Linked DNA regions of Homo sapiens: region 1 is linked to region 2. A link is a loop called in an ENCODE intact Hi-C map of the cell type or tissue named here. Cell type or tissue: natural killer cell. All regions are shown on one strand.

Region 1 (8,000 bases), 200 kb before region 2:
TTTCTTTCCCCTGTGTTTGAAGAGTACTTCTAAAAACTCAAAGGTTCTTGTTGAATAATGTAAGAATCCATAGTCAATACAATTATTATAATAAGTACATAAATGAATAAAAGGGAGAAAAGGAAAAGCTCATCTTTATAGTAAAATGCCAACTAGAAAATCTAGAAGGAGCAAAGGAGTTAGAAAATGATCATTTTGCAACCATCATAATAAAAGTTGACCAGGCAAGAATTATCAACAGATGCTAAATCTAGCAGAGATGGAGGGAGTTCAGGAAGTAGTATATTTAGATATTCTTAAAATATCTTTCATACAAATTACTTATTAATTACACATAAAAAATAGTGACTATATACCTTGGGGATATCCCATGATACCTTAACCAGGTGATTAAAATTCATATCAGCAATGTGGGGCAGATGGACGCTGTGTGCCTATAAATGAGAGAGAACACAGCATCACTTTTGTGGTATTTTTGCCAGAAATGCATATAACCTGAATCTAATCATGAAGAAACGCTGACAAAACCAAATTGAACGACATTCTATAAGATAACTGGCCTATAATCTTCAAAAGTATCAGTCATGAAAGACAGAGAAAGGCTGGGGAGCCATTCCAGATTAGAGGAGACAAAAAGACAAGACACATGTGATCCTGAGCTGGATCCTGTTGGGTAGGGAGTGGGGCAGCTGCTATAAAAGACATTAGGGGGACAGTGGATTGTATTTTATATAAATAAATTATAATTGAGCCTATAGATTAAAATATTATATCAATGTTATATTCCTTGAATTTGATAATTATGTTGTTTTTATGTAAGAGAATATCCTTAGGAAACATACTTAATACTCTTTAAGATTAAGGGCTAAAAGGTCAGATCATTCAGGAAAAAAACATGTTGTATAGAGAAGAATAAAGCAAATGTGGCAAGGTTTTAAAAACTGATGAATCTAGTTAAAAGGGTATAGTAGAGTCCTTTGTACTAGCAACTTTGCTGTAAATTTAAATTAATTTCAAAAGAAAACATTTAAACTCAAAAGGTACATTTACAAGGTGGGCATTACAATAACTTTATTGTAGCCTTTTCTGGGAATTGCAACTCTTATTCTATATTAAAAAGGCCAAAAATCAAAAATCAGTAATTATTTAGTTGTTATTACTAGCACATTTATTTAGCACTTAGGATATTTCAGGTCACTAAATGCTCTAATACTTTAATTCTCACGATAGCCTTCTACAGTACCATAGTGTAGATCCTTTCTTATAGATGAAGAACTAAGATTTAGAGAAGTTAAGTAGTGGGCCAAATCACATGGCTAGTTACTTGCAGAGTTGGTACTCAAACCTAGATGGGACCCATTCTACAAGCTGTTATGCTAAACTGTCTGCCTTCGTACTCATAATCACTGTCAGTCTCCTCTAATTAAAGTTACTTGTGATAGTAATACTAATGGCTCTGATCATAAAGTCATATGCACATTTAGCCCTCATACTGTAGAGCTATACTGTCCAATACTATAGGAAATAGCTGTGCGTGGCTACTTAAATTACAGTTCTTCAGTCCTGCTTAGCCACATTTCAGGTGCTTAGTAGCTATGTGAGGCTAGTGGCTACCACAGTGGGCAGGTTATGGAGGCATTATGAGCAAAGGCAGTGCATGTCCTGGTTTAGATCCAAGCAGTGACCTTGGGCAAATTAATTTCTCTAAGCCGGATTTTTCTCAGGCCCTGCATCATAGGGCTGTTATCTTGAGTAAGTGAGATCACATATAAAATGTTTATAGACATCACCTGCTGTTGCTGCTCTTATTTATTTCTAGTCACAGTAAAGAGCATGTGGGACGGGTGTTGAATTTGCATCTGTATTTATGAAATATCTAGTTTGGCTGGCCCCAGATCAAAAGGGGTTCTGTTTCTCTGGGCTATAGGTCCAGATGAAAGTGTGGGCTACGTATGTCATAGTTGTACTTATCGCTGCCTGGATTCTTTCTTCAGTCTGCCAGTTCATGGGTTTTGACGGAAAGTGTCTTACTCTTAGTTATTAATTTGCTTTAATTTTGCTTAAAATCTGTAAAAACTGCTTCTTGGTCATCAGTTTAGACACTAACAATGAAAGAAGGTGGCCGCTTTAGTAAACAATTGAACGTCAGCCCCATTTGGATCAATCCCATGTAAGGAGATTGCAGATCAAGTAATGAGCCTAAAATTACCAACACGTGGGAGGCAGCATCAGGAGAAGTCAAGGATTTAAATTCCAGGACACCTGAACTCTGCTTTGTTGTCCAGCAGGCTTCCTTTAGGGAAAACGGTTTTTTTCCCGTCTGCACATTTCTTCTTGGCCTGGAAGAGACGATGGAACATCTGTTGTTCATTCACGTTCTCACATCAGCAGACAACGAGTGATGCAAGTCCTTGCACAAGCTGGGCCACTCTCCTTGGGCAGGCTTTTCCCTTCCTCTCTGTGGCCTGAAATGAATTTTAGTTTCTCCTCATCTCCTTGATAGCCTTTGCCACAGAGGGTCTGGTGATCAATAGAAATCCAGTAGTGTGTTCTCTTTATCCATTTGTATAGTTAAGAGTTAAAGTTTGGGGATAAGATAACTAAATTATTTTATATAAAGTGTTCATCAAACACTTCAGAGGGCCCACGGGATCTCTGGAAATTCAGGCTTCACCGTTTTCATCACTGTCTTCTCCGAGGTTACCCAGGGAGCCTAAAGGAGCTGTGGAAAGCGAATGGGTCTCTTGACTCTCAGTCCACGATGCATGTATCCTTGCCTGTTTCCTGATATGCTGCTGGATGGTTTGCATTTCTGTCTCAGAGCTGTCTACTGTGTACGTAGAGTTACAGAACTTTTAACTGTTTTTTTTTAAATAGGGCAATGAGAAAAGTTCAAGTAATAGCATCTACTCATTTATCAGGGTGACCTTTTTATTTAAATGGACATGTCTGTGTTGTTATGACTGCCCAAATTAAAAAAGGAAAACTTTCATAATTAGTTAGGAGGGCCTTATGTTACCCAGGACATCGCAGCCACCCTTGAGGGTGACTGAAAACATACTTTAATACTAGTAATAAAGGCATCTGTCTTTTTCTGTCAAATCATTTCAGTCCTTCTCACCCCCTCACAGCACAGGCAAGAAGGGAACGTGTCAGGCAGGGAGAAAGTGGGATTTGGTTTTCTCTGCAGGTGCAGCTCCTTTATCTGGTTATTCTGGTTACCTAGGAAATATGAGTGGGATGAAGAGTGATGCTTTCAGGCTGAGTTTCAAGTAGTGAATCTTTGAGTGTGAGTCACACACACACGTGATGAAGTTGTAATAATCTTATAGTTTTCCTTTTGCAGGGTGTATGGGTGGCCCAGAGAACAATCAGAAATAAAAATCATCTTACCCTCTCAGTGTGCCATGTTGAAACTGCAAATAATCTCTTAGAAGGATCACATAAGCCTGTTTTTATTTATGCATTCATTTCTACACTGAAAAAAAAAGTAAGATAACTTAACTGGGTGATGATGCCTGAACCTTCAACCTGAATTTGCTAAAATGAGAGCCACAGTATGAAGTTGTCTTTAAGGACATACTACAATTTAAATACACGGTTTCTAGAGAAAAGACACAAATGGCCAAAAAACACATGAAAAGATGCTCAATATCATGAGTCATTAGGGACATGCTAATGAAAACCACAGTGAGATGCCACTTCACACTAGGATGGCTTTAATAAAAAAGGCGATAACAAGGGTTGTGAAAGCTGTAGGGAAATTGGAACACGCATACATTGCTGGTGGGAATGTAAAATGGTTCTGTGGAAAACTGAGCAAAACACATGTCCCCAAGAACTTGTCCACAAATGTCCAAAGCATCATTATTCACAGTAACCAAAAAGTGGAAACAACCCAAATGTCTACCAACAGATGAGTGGATGAAAACAGTGCTATATCCATATAATGGAATATTAGCCATAAAAAGGATTGAAGTTCTGATACATACCACAACATAGATGGGTCTTGAAAACATTATACTAAGTGAAAGAAGCCAGATGCTAATTGTCACAAGTTGTATGATTCCAATTTATATAAAATGTCCAGAATGGGCAAATCTATAGAAACAGAAAGTAGATTAGTAATTGCCAGGGGCTGATGGGAGGGGAAAATGGGGAATGACTACTAATGATACGAGATTTCTTTTGGGAGGTGACAAAAATGTTCTATAATTACATAGTGGTGAATATACCACACCTTGTGAATACACACAGAAACACTGAATTGTACAGTTTAAAAGGCTGAATATTATGGTATGTGGACTGTATTTCATAAAACTAGTAAAAACTTGCTGCAGCACTTTTTTTTTTTTTTTTTTTTTTTTTTTTGAGGACAGAGTCTCACTCCCTTACTCAGGCTGGAGTGCAGTGGTGCAAACATGCCTCACTGTAGCCTCAACCTTCTGGGCTCAAGCGATCCTCCTGCCTCAGCCTCCCGAGTAGCTGGGACTACAGGTGCATGCCAACATGACCAGCTGATTTTTTTTGGTATTTTTTGTAGAGATAGGGTTTTGCCATATTGTCCAGGCTAATCTCAAACTCCTGGTCTCAAGTGATGCACCCACTTTGGCCTCCCAAAGTGCTGGGTTTATAGGCGCGAGCCACAGTGCTGGGCAGGGACTAGGTTTTTAAATGTATCTTTTTACTTTATTCCATGTACCTGATTTTTTTTTCTTTTTTTCTTTTTTTTTTTGAGAGAGGGTCTGGCTCTGTAGCCCAAGCTAGAGTTCAGTGGCATGATCTCGGCTCACTGTAACCTCTGCTGCCTGGGCTCAAACCATCCTCTCACCTCAGCCTCCCGAGTAGCTGGGATTACAGGCATGTACCCCCACACCCAGCTAATTTTTGACTTTTTTTTTTGTAAAGATGGGGTTTCACTTTGTTGCCCAGGCTGGTCTTAAACTCTTGGGCTGAAGCCGTCCACCTGCCTTGGCCTCCCAAAGTACTGGGATTACAGGTGTGAGCCACTATGCCCGGCCTCTAATTTTTTTTTTTTAATCTTGCTTTATTTGTATTCCAAACTTGAGCATTCTCTCCTGCAAGGTCTGTAGACTTGGAGCCCTAGGACAAGCAGACGTTTTCAAGATGAGACCCTAGTGCCTGGCTTTTAATAACCTAAAATACCTAGTCCAGAGGCCTTGGCCAGCTTACTTATGTCAGGCTTAGTCACTTTGCATGCTCATAAGGAAAAAAGGGTATCTAAGATTAGAAGTTTCAAGAAATAAGCAGCTTCTTCCAACCTCATTCACTCTCGATATTACTGTGCTGTGATCTATTTTTTTCTAGCCATTTATCATTAAAATCAGAGAGCAAATGTATGTGAATGTGTGTATGTTTGAGTGGGGGATGGGGCATAGAAGGGGATTTTGGTCTTTGAGGTACAATTGCTGGAGCTGGCATATAAAAATAGAGGATGCCCAATTAAAGTTGAATTTCAGATAAATAACAAATCATTTTGTTAGTGTGCCCATGTAGTATATGGGACATAACATATACTGAAAAAGTATTCATTGTTTACCTGAAATTCAACTTTAACTGGGTGTCCTGTACTTTATTGGGCAGCTCTACTCGGAGGTAATTCAGGTTTTTGTTTCCAGTTAACACCCTGGCCTGGGTGTTAGGAGGCCTGAGTACTAGTCTTGGCTCTGCCACTAACTAGTTATATACATCATCGGGAAAAAAAATCACTTAACTACTCAGACCTCGTTTCCTCATTTCTAAAATGAGGGGATCGTACTAGCTCATCTCTAAAGTTCCTCCCAGCTTTTAAACTCTGTGATTCTTTGATAGTACGACTGCTAGATGTTATATCCCAATTTAATTTGGAACAGAAACTGGCAAATTGAGCATTGCCTCTTCAGCAAATCCAAGTAAATATCAAGGCAGGGCAGTTGCAATAAATGACAGAAACTAAACTCTATGCTATTAGCTTTGGATTAAAAACAAATCAAAACTTAATCCTAATGAAAAATGTAAATTAATAAATTTAAAACCAGTTTTGTATTTTCAAGAAGCGGGGAGGGATGGGTGAAGAAGCTGGAGCTGCCAACATCTAGTTTATTCCTTTTACTTAAACTAGAGGCATTAAAAAAAAAAAGGTCCAAATATTTTGGGCCTCTGCCACCAAACCACAGGCAGTTCTCTGGTCTGCACTGGAGTTTGGATGACTGACAAGACTCAGTGAAAAACAAGTGCTATTTGTTTTCCTGTGCCTAGTATTTAACTGGAAATCAGAAGGCTAAATTTCCAATCAGTTGCTAAATAGCCCCAGATGTGTGCTCAGTGCAGCACTAGGAAGGGACACGCACAGCCCATACCACCGTGCATGTCCAGCTGTTACCTTTTCATGAAGCCAAGTGATGTGTAACTGAGGGTTGTAGTGTCTGTCCAAAAACGCCCTAAGAATAACTCAGACATTCAAGTTTGCTTGTGGAGAAGGGAACTTTTTTTAAAAAAAATTCTGTATTCTATTGTGTTACATTTAAAAATCTGGAAATAATTTTTTTCTTTGCTAATTTCCTTCTTTCCCTTCTTTGGCAGTTCCCCCACCCCCATGTTTAGAAAAAAACACAGAATTAGCATACCGGGTATGATGGTTTATGTATGTGCTTGTTCATTCATCCAACACACAGTTTTTAGTGCCTGACTGTGAACTGTGCTAGCTGTGGAGGATCTAGGGAAAACTGGGGTGAATTGCCTGTCGTCAGGGAGCTTCCCATTGTGTGGGAGAGCTGATTGAAAAATTGGGAATTGCAGTTTAGTGTGCTAAGTACTATTACGCTAAATAATAGTGAAAATTGGAGAAGATGAGAATAGTAGAAATTGGAGAAAATGAGAATTCTCTTCTTCCAAATGCAATCAAGGCAGCTTCCTGCATGAGGTTGGCTCTGGAGAACAGCATGTGGCAAATGGGTCAAGGTTGCAGACACAAACACAGCTCTTGGCTCGGCCAGAAGCATTACCCCTGTATTCCAGGGACCCGGATATACCAGTTTGTGTTTTGCAGTGAGGTCTTTCCCCAGATAAATTCTCTCTTGAAGGGAGATTAAATAACTAAATGTTTCAAGATTGCTGGTGGTTCTTCTTCTTTTTTTAAATGTCTCTTGTGGAATGACTCATTGTGTCCTGTGGGATATTCCAAGTGGTTGTGTACCATGCATTTTTATTCCGGAGTCTGCTCATCTGTTGGTTTTGTGGCTTGTCCTTAAGGGCCTTAATTATATGGGTCTTGATCCTCTCATGAACTAGGGTCAGTCAACTACCCTAGTTCAAACAAGTCATTCCTGTTTCCTAGGAATAGGAGTTTTTGGCCCTATTGTGGCCATTGAGCTCTTCCTAAATGTCACTATGGCAATTAGAACATTGGAAAGAGCCCAGTTTCAACTGGTAAACCTGGTCCAGAAGGGGTTTTTGAAAGACTCCCTGGGATTTATTCTAACTTGCTAGGTTAAGGCTGGTGAATGTTGTGAGTGAGTGAATGGCCCGTGGCCCCTGGGAGATTTGCCTGGGTGTATTTTTCCTGAGGAAGACCTACTGTCCAGGAGGGTTCACGCAAGTGTAGACTTTTCCTGGCTCTGGCTGGACTTGCGTCATGTCTGTGTGCAGGCATGGGTTGCAGCCCTGTGAAGGCTTTGCTTTCATTCAACAAATTGAGGTCAAATAAACTCACTTTCACTGAGGAGGCAAGGTTGGTGTTTCTTCGTGTGGAGTCCCATAACGTCTTTTAAGGCTTTATTGTCTAAGGCTAATCTGGTAATCAGATGCATCTGCCCTTCCCAAGTGTTGGGCAATTGTATCAAATGTCACATCTCTGGTGCCCTTTGTTGACGTGGTGGCCAGCCTCCAGAGAGCTGTTCGGTAGAAAAAGTGACTGTTTTGTTAAGGAAGGTTGCAGAATATTTTATTTCCATGTAATAGGAGGGGAAAGAAACCCCAACTGTCTACCAGGAGACTCTGGG
Region 2 (8,000 bases):
GGGGAGGAGAGTTGGAGTGACTTTGGCTACTAAGGTTGTGTGTTGAAATAATAAAAGGAATTTCCTAGGGATCCCCAATCTAGTCTATTTTTTAACAGTGTAGTTTCAATTTCTTCCTATAATTCTTAGGCATACCTTGAATGAATAGAGAATTTTCTGTTAATTAACCAATTCAATACTGATTAATTCTAGTTCACTCTTTTAATAGACGTAAGATCTTAGGTTACAATTAATCCATCTTTCATTTCATCTAACCAACAAACATATTTAGTGCCTATTATATATCAGACTGTGCTACAGTCGAAGAGGGGCACCTAACCCAGACTGAAGAGGAGAATAACAGAGAAGGGTGGCTTCCTATAGCAGAGATAAAGCTTTGGGGGTCGCCAAATTTCATGCCATCTATCACTTCCCAAGCACATGGGAAACTACACTTCCCAGACACCCTTAGGAGTCCTTAGGTTGGGGCCACATGACTGGATATCCAATAGGATAGAGCAGAAATGATGTATGCTACTCTCAGGCCTGGCCATAAAATTCACTGTGCAACTGTCCATGTTCCCACTTTCTTTCCCTTCTGTTGTAACCTCTGAATCCAGATGGCAGCAATATAAGATGAAAACAATAAGGATCTCTAAGTCACTGCTTAGAGGAGAGCCACAGAAGGACTATGGGGCTTATTTGCTATAACCTAGCCTTGCTTACTCTAATATGTACTCTGTAAAGGTGGGGACATCTAAGTTTAGTACTGAAGAAGAAAATATCTAGGCTATGTCAGGTAAGATGACCAACTTTGATGATCTTATTCCAGCTAGATGGGGAAAATAAAACTATATCAAAAAATAGCCAGCTTACCAAGCAAAATATCTTGATCAAATACTGAAGTCTTGAATGAACCTCAGTTTTCTGCTTGGGAACAACTGAGTATTGTGGTTGTAGTCACCAAAGTAAAGACTGTAGAAGTTTCCTGGAAAAGTCTGATTCATAGCTGAGAAAGTTCTAACAAGAATGTAGGAAGAAGTAGTAGGTTCATTGAAGGAATCACTTTCTAATCATAAAAATGGATCATCCAGCTCTTGACCCTCTGAAGTTCACAATTTAATGAGGTAGAATTGAGGAGATCAGAGGCAGAATGTCATGTTTATTCAAGTCCTAGAACCTTGGATCCAGAATTTTTCCTCTTCCAGGAAGCCTCTTCTACTCAAATGTTAAACATGTCTCTGCTTAAATGTTGCTTCCTTAGGGAACCTTTCTGACAGCTTGATATAAAGAAGTCATCCAGTTACTGTCTGTTGAATCTCCCTATTCTAATTCTCTGTGTAGTGCTTCCCACTCTCTGATACTTTTCTTGTTTATGAATTTTGTTTGTTTGATTATTGGCCATCTCCCTTCACTAGAATAGGGGAAGGAATACTTTGTTCATGTCTCTCTCTAGCATGTTTCCAAGTGGCTAGCACATAGTAGGAGCTCCATAAATGTTTATTGAATAAATAAATAATCCCAGGAGGCTAAAAAAGAATAAAAAAGCAAACGTTTTGTTTTGAGATAGATTTGTAAATATACTGAATGGCCAAGTTGGGATGTGTCTCAAATGAGAACTACAAGATGGCATATTTGTCATTCTGCATCAAAGAAAAACCAATGTCAATTGGCATCAATATCTTGACTCTTTTTTAAATTAAATTTTCTCAAGTGGTCACACGGGAGCAGGTCTATTTCTGGAGAATACCTTTTTTAGACTCAACAAAATCCCAGGGATGAACACAGTTTTGATATAATAGAATTTGTATACACTAAACCCCTTTATTGCAATATGTCTCCAATCGTTTGATGCCCTAGATGCAATTATTGCTTTAGAAGCTAAAGTAAGCAAATTCTCTTTTCAAAAGGAATATGAATTCTTGGGCTTGTGCCTCCACTTCCTGATCTAACTTCTCTGGACCCTGAGGCATGGGCATTGTAGAACTGAGTTATCAGATTTTAAGAGCATGTAGGGGGTCTGTTTTGTGACTTAATGTTATCTTCAGAAAATCAACTAAAATCTGTTTAAATATCATGTCTGAAATAAGTGTAAAGACTAAACGGATGTGGTTACAATCTTGAAACTAGAAGCTATAGCCAGAAAATAGGTCAAGAAAAAAATAGACACAAATTGCCTGGATCTTGGCCATAAAGGTCAAGTACTGCTGGTCACAAAACAAGGAGGATTCTTCAGAGAAACTGAGGGACTCACATAATAGTTCTAGTAACAATTACAACAACTAACATTTATTTAGTGCTTACTATGCGCCAGGCACTCTGCCAAGTGCTTATCATATATCATCTCATTTAATTCCTTGGAACATGTGCCGCTGGGGGCCATATTAGTAATTTCTATCTACCTGTCAGGAAACTGAGGTTAATTACTGCATTAGTCCATTCTAATATTGCTATAAAGAAATATCTGAGACTGGGTAATTTATAAAGAAAAAATGTTTAATTGGCTCATGGTTCTGCAGGCTGTACAGGAAGCATGATGCTGGCATCTGCTCGGCTTCTGGGGAGGCCTCAGGTAACTTACAATCATGGCTGAAGGAAAAGGGGAAGCAGACCTGTCTTACATGGTGGGAGCAGGAGCAAGAGAGAGAGAAGGGGGGAGATGCTGTACGCTTGTAAACAACCAGAACTTGTGAGAACTCACTCACTATCATGAGAACAGCACCAGGAGATTGTGCTAAATCATTCATGAAGGACCACCCCCATGATCCAATCACCTCCCACCAGGCCCCACTTCCAACACTGGGGATTACATCGCGACATGAGATTTGGTGGGGACAGATCCAAACCATATCAATTATCTTGCCTGAGTACAGACAGGTTTTCCTGACTCTAAAATTCAAGCTATTAACCGCAGTCTCTCCAACTTTAACATTCAAATTTCCCATTGTGAATGTCTGAAAAATGCTTACAGTTCTTTTTTTATTATTATTATACTTTAAGTTTTAGGGTACATGTGCACAACGTGCAGGTTTGTCACATATATATACATGTGTCATGTTGGTGTGCTGCACCCATTAACTCGTCATTTAACATTAGGTGTATCTCCTAATGCTATCCCTCCCCTGTACCCCCAATGCTTACAGTTCTAGAGTGACCAAAAAAAAAAAGTGAAATAAGAAAACATATAGATATATTTTATTTGAATCATTTTATAATAAAGAAGATGAAAATGTTCAATTCAGGAGACAGTATGTGGTATAGTGGAAAAAGTAAAGTGTGCCAAAGTCTCTGTGCCCTGTATCCTGCCATAACCATTCGTATGATTCCAATTCCCTCACTCACCTTCTGTCTCAGTTTGCTGATCTATAAAATGGAATGAATCCCTACCATATATTTTGCAGTCCCGAGAAATGTTTCTGAAAGGCCTAACAAATGAAGGATTCTAATTTAGGTGGTCTAAACAGTTTTAATACATTTTAGGACTTTATTTCACCGTGGCCCACCCAGTCACAGAAAAGAGAAATGCCACAGTATAATCCTCATCTGTGCCACAAGAAACTTAAGTCAGTCTCTGTGGCCTATATTATATTTTTTCTCTGGCCTATATTATACTTTTCCTCTGGCCTATATTATACTTTTTCTCTTAAGAGGAATAGAAAAGGGAAAATCTTATGTTTATGCTGAGGAGGCAGTGTGAAGTAGCTTGAAGGAAGGGTGTGTTCTCACCTCAGGTTCTCACCTCACAGCCATTGTGGGAGGCAGCTGGTATAGTGTGGCAGTCTGTAAAACATCAGGAGAGCTGAGGTTGTGCCACATCCATCTACTTAAATTCCTTCAACGTTTTTATTACTGCTGTGTAAATTATAAAGCTTCAGGATGTGTGTGTGTGTTTTCTAGGTAGAAAGCTTGGATCAACTTTACATGTATTATACTCAGACAAGATGAAGAAGGGATTCTTGGTCTGGCTGGCTGCCCCTAAGAGGCAGGGATAAATTAGGGAGGGCCTCAGATGTAGGGTGGGGGCTGGGGGATCTGTGAGGAAGGAAGATGTGGTGCCCAGAGGTACTGAGAAACCTCAGGGCTGGGTTTGAGGTGGCTCTGTATTTGAAGGGTGGAGCCCAAGAGACGGCTCAAAACAACATCCTTCCTTCCTTCCACAAATGTTGATTGTGTGATACATACCAGGCACTGTCCTGAGCATTGGAGATACAGTGATGAAGAACAGTCTTTTACAGAGTGGTTTAAGACATTTTTGAGGCAATCAGACTTAGGCTTAAATCCTCCTGCCTGTGCCACCAATTAGCTATGACCCTGGGAAAATTATTTAAGTCTTTGAGCCATGGCTTCTTCAACTATGAAGTGGGGACAACCTGACAGTTATGACTGAGAAAAGTGAGATTATGCAAGTGAAGCATTTAGTGTCGTCTCTGGTGCAGTGAGGACTGAGTGAATGATGGATGTCCACACAATGCTGTAAACCCCATAAGGCAGGGATTGTGTCTTGGGTTCACCTTGAATCTTCAGCACTTACTGGTGTGCACAGCAGATGCTAAAAGAATTATCTGTTGAAGGTTTGACAGTTAATGGAAGAGTCAGATTAGAGGCTAGGGAGCAGGCTAAGGGTCTGGAACAGGATGCAAAGTCAAAAGCAGAAACAGGATGTAGCAACGGAATATTCATAGTAAGTAAGTTACTGGGCAGGGGGCCAGGGGAAGCCTCTTCAAGGGGTGGAGGGTGTGTAAAGGAGCATGCAATAAAGGCACAGGGTTGTGATAGGTACAGGGATCTCCCCCTCACACCAGACCCATGGGCTCATTAACACTCCCCCCTGCTCACCTAAACACACCCTGCCCCACTTCCAGCAACCACTAATGATTACGATAATAACAAAGGCAACTAGCAGGCAGGACAGACAGTTCAATTATTAGAAAGTTGTCTACGGTGAAAACTGGGGACAGAAAGATAGGCTCTTGAGACCATATTTCTAAATCAGGGGCCAGTTTGGGAGGGAGAGGACCCCAGATCTGTGGCTGCTCAGATTTCCTCTCACCCTGTCCCTAGCCCACCATCTACCATCTATCTCCCTGATAGGATGGGTGACCATAGGTCCAGGTTGCCCAAGTTTAAGCTTGTTCCCAGAGCAGTCATTACTAAAGCAGGGATTCTTACACTTTTGTGTATACACCAATCACCTAGAGATCTTGTTAAAATGCAGACTTCTATGCAGTAGGTCTGGCTGGGTCCTGAGATTCTGCATTTCTTAAAAACTCCTAGGTGAGGCTGATGCTGTTTGCCTGAGGACTAGAGTAGCAAAGATCTACCTACCACTGGTTCTCAAATGTAACTATATCAGCATCATCTGGATTGACTCTGGGGTCCCAGACACACACACACACACACACACACACACACACGCACACACACACACGGTGTGCTTCAAGGGGGCTCAGAAAGACCTGCTCTGAAGTAGCCCCCTTCAAGAACTTCCATCTGCCTTTCCCACCAAATCTTTTTTTTTTTTTTAATTAAGGGAGCACAAACAAAAAATCACCGTGTTACCCTTAATGAATACATCTCAGTCTACACACAAGAGAAGGCATCATGGGACCTGGCAGCTCTCAGAGGGCATTGGGAGTGTAGCAGCTCTTCCTGCTCCAAAGAGCCACTCTAGAGTTTTCTAGAGTTTTTCCTTCAGACGTCCTGGTGTTTAGTTGTGTGGCATACATGAGGCTTTGTGGCAGTTGGTTAATATACTGTGGGACAAGAACTGAACTAGGCACTGTGTGGGACAGGGAAAGATGCACTCTGTGGCTTTAGGGAATTTGAAATTAAAAGATAAGATTTCAGATTCTTTCAAAGCCCGAGCTAAACACATGAAAAAAACAAAAACAAAAACAACAACAACAAAAAACACAGAACACCAGAGTGCTGAAAACAGAAGAATTGCAGTGGATGGGGTTGGAAAAGAAAGGCTTCCAGTTAGAAGTCAATTTCACACCGTGTTTTGCAGGAGCGAGTCCAGCGGATTCGTGGAAATGGATGGAGGCTGCTGAGTTGAGAGACTGAGAAGTGGAGGTACCTAGGAAGGTCCTCCCTGAAAATACATCGGGTTGTAAAACCTGGAAAGAAATACCTCCATTTGTCAGGCACTCACAGGGCGCTCTCCTCTGGCAGCTCCCATGTTGAGCGCCCAGGGCAGCGACCAGACGGCGTCCTGTCCTCCTGCACGGGGCCAGAACTGGATGGTCCCGCGACACATCGTGTCTGCAGCTTTAGAGGCCTCCCCAGGAGTGCTACCGCGGTCATTTCTGCCCAGCTGTAAAATAACACCCAATCAGCGAGCCGCCAGCTGCAAACTGTTCCGACCTACTCCTCCCTCCCCGGCTTAATTCCCACCTATACCAAAGTGGCCCCACGCGGGCAGAAGCGAAAGACGGAAATGAGGGGAGGCCAACTACTCGAGATCTGCGCCCGAAGCAGATTTTCCACGCGCTCAGAGTAGGGTCGGGGAAAGGCCCACTTGGGGCTTCTGAGAGAGAGGGAAGGGCAGGGAAAGGGCTGCCCCCCAGCAAGACACAGTTGGGTGAACAACTGAGTCTTTGCCTCGTTGACAAAGGAGAATGAGGGACTCGCGCCAGGCTGGCTTGAACTGACTGGAGAAAAGCGACTTCTGTAATTCAGGGCCCTCCTCGTGCGAAGGAAACTTTGGCAAAGCAGAAAGACAGGCATGCAGTTTCCAGGCGGAAAAACGTGAACCATGGGACATGATGGGCTCCAGGGCCGTGGATGCAGTTGCCCGAGGCCCCAGGGCCGCCCCCGGAAGGCCGGGACTGCCAGGGACTCGGCGTGGGGGTGCTGACTGCCGCTCCAGGCCTCGGGGTTCAAGCACTCCAGCAGCATCCGCTCACCACGCTCCCCGCCCACTTCCATGATCACGAGGGGGCAAGGCTAGCCAATCCGGGGTGGCCACTGCCCGGCCCTGCGAGGACTCGAGGCGCACTGGGAAACTGCGCGGTGCCTAGAGGTACAAAGAACAGGTCCTGGGAGGGTAGTAGGAGGGGACCTTAGCACAGCCTATGTCAGTTTGTCAACAAGGATTTGCTGAGAAGTCGCACTGTGCTCAGCATAGCGGCACTGCCTACCTAATGGGCTTTGGGGCATAGACAGTGAATAACCTGGCAGTGATAATAGTGTGCTGAAAGAAAGGCCAGCCCCAACAGCCACTACAGGAACCTCAGAAAGGAGGGGGCGTCCCTGTTAGTGGCTGATACTGGATTTCTCTCATTGTGTTCGTGGCTGGCGCCAAACCAGAGATCATAATGTATAACAAATAAATGTGAAGTTTCTTACATCCAAGTGGCCAGGGAAAACCTATACTAATTACATGGTACAAACCCGCTGTGATCAGGTGCTAAATTGGGTGGCAGTCAGAGTACAGCTGTAGAGATATCTCTGAGGGCCAGAGTGATCAGGAAAAGCTTTGTGGAAGAGGAAGAACTGGAGTTAGGTGCTGAATGACGGGCAGGATATGGACAAGCAGAGGAAAGTGGGAAGGCGTTCCAGGAGGGAAGGGGCAGCATAGCCAAAGCCCGGGGGATGAGCATGGTGGGTTTATGGGGTTTTAGAGGGATTAGCCTGTTTGGAGTGTAGCAGGTGCTCTGAAGAGCATGGGACAGAAGAGAGCACAGGCAGCTGGAGGGTAGAGATGGGGGCTAATTGCAGAATCCCACAGTGCCTAGGAAGGTCTCAGCTGTCAGGGTCTTCTCCTGAGACTCATTCTCAGCTCCTTTTGGGGTTTAGGAAAGATCTTTCATGAGAGTTCCAAACATTTTAGTTAATGTTTAATTCCTTCTCACTGAATCCCCATGGAAGGGGGCAAAAAGCAAGTGCTACTCCTCCAAGGTACTAAAACCCTGGTGCTGAGGATGAGGCTGCTCCAGAGGGACCTCTGAGAGAGAGAGAGAGATGGTATCTTATGAGTTGCATAAGTCTTTTAGGCAAGAAAGCAGGAGGAGATACTG

What was found. Hi-C counts contacts between places; a loop is a spot of excess contacts. Peaks named below come from ENCODE experiments on the same cell type or tissue, not always from the same donor. Only the 100,000 strongest peaks of a DNase experiment are listed, where the experiment ranks them.
Region 1: it touches region 2 in a loop (4-fold over the local background); 1 of 110 quality-filtered maps calls a loop at or near these places.

What each region holds. Positions count from the first base shown.
Region 1 is chr1:91,749,762-91,757,761 of GRCh38, reverse strand. The region is part of intron 4 of TGFBR3 (transforming growth factor beta receptor 3); the gene reads left to right. Among named protein-coding and RNA genes, the nearest start is that of TGFBR3, 130 kb to the left of the region's middle. RefSeq lists an enhancer at 4,326-4,826. In natural killer cell, no CTCF peak of the experiment used is centred here; a DNase peak (open chromatin) is centred at 3,701; H3K27ac peaks cover 994 bases.
Region 2 is chr1:91,545,266-91,553,265 of GRCh38, reverse strand. All of the region lies in intron 3 of LOC102723436 (a long non-coding RNA gene), which reads left to right. Among named protein-coding and RNA genes, the nearest start is that of CDC7, 48 kb to the right of the region's middle. In natural killer cell, no CTCF peak of the experiment used is centred here; DNase peaks (open chromatin) are centred at 2,125, 3,735, 4,055 and 4,725; H3K4me3 peaks cover 263 bases; H3K27ac peaks cover 8,000 bases.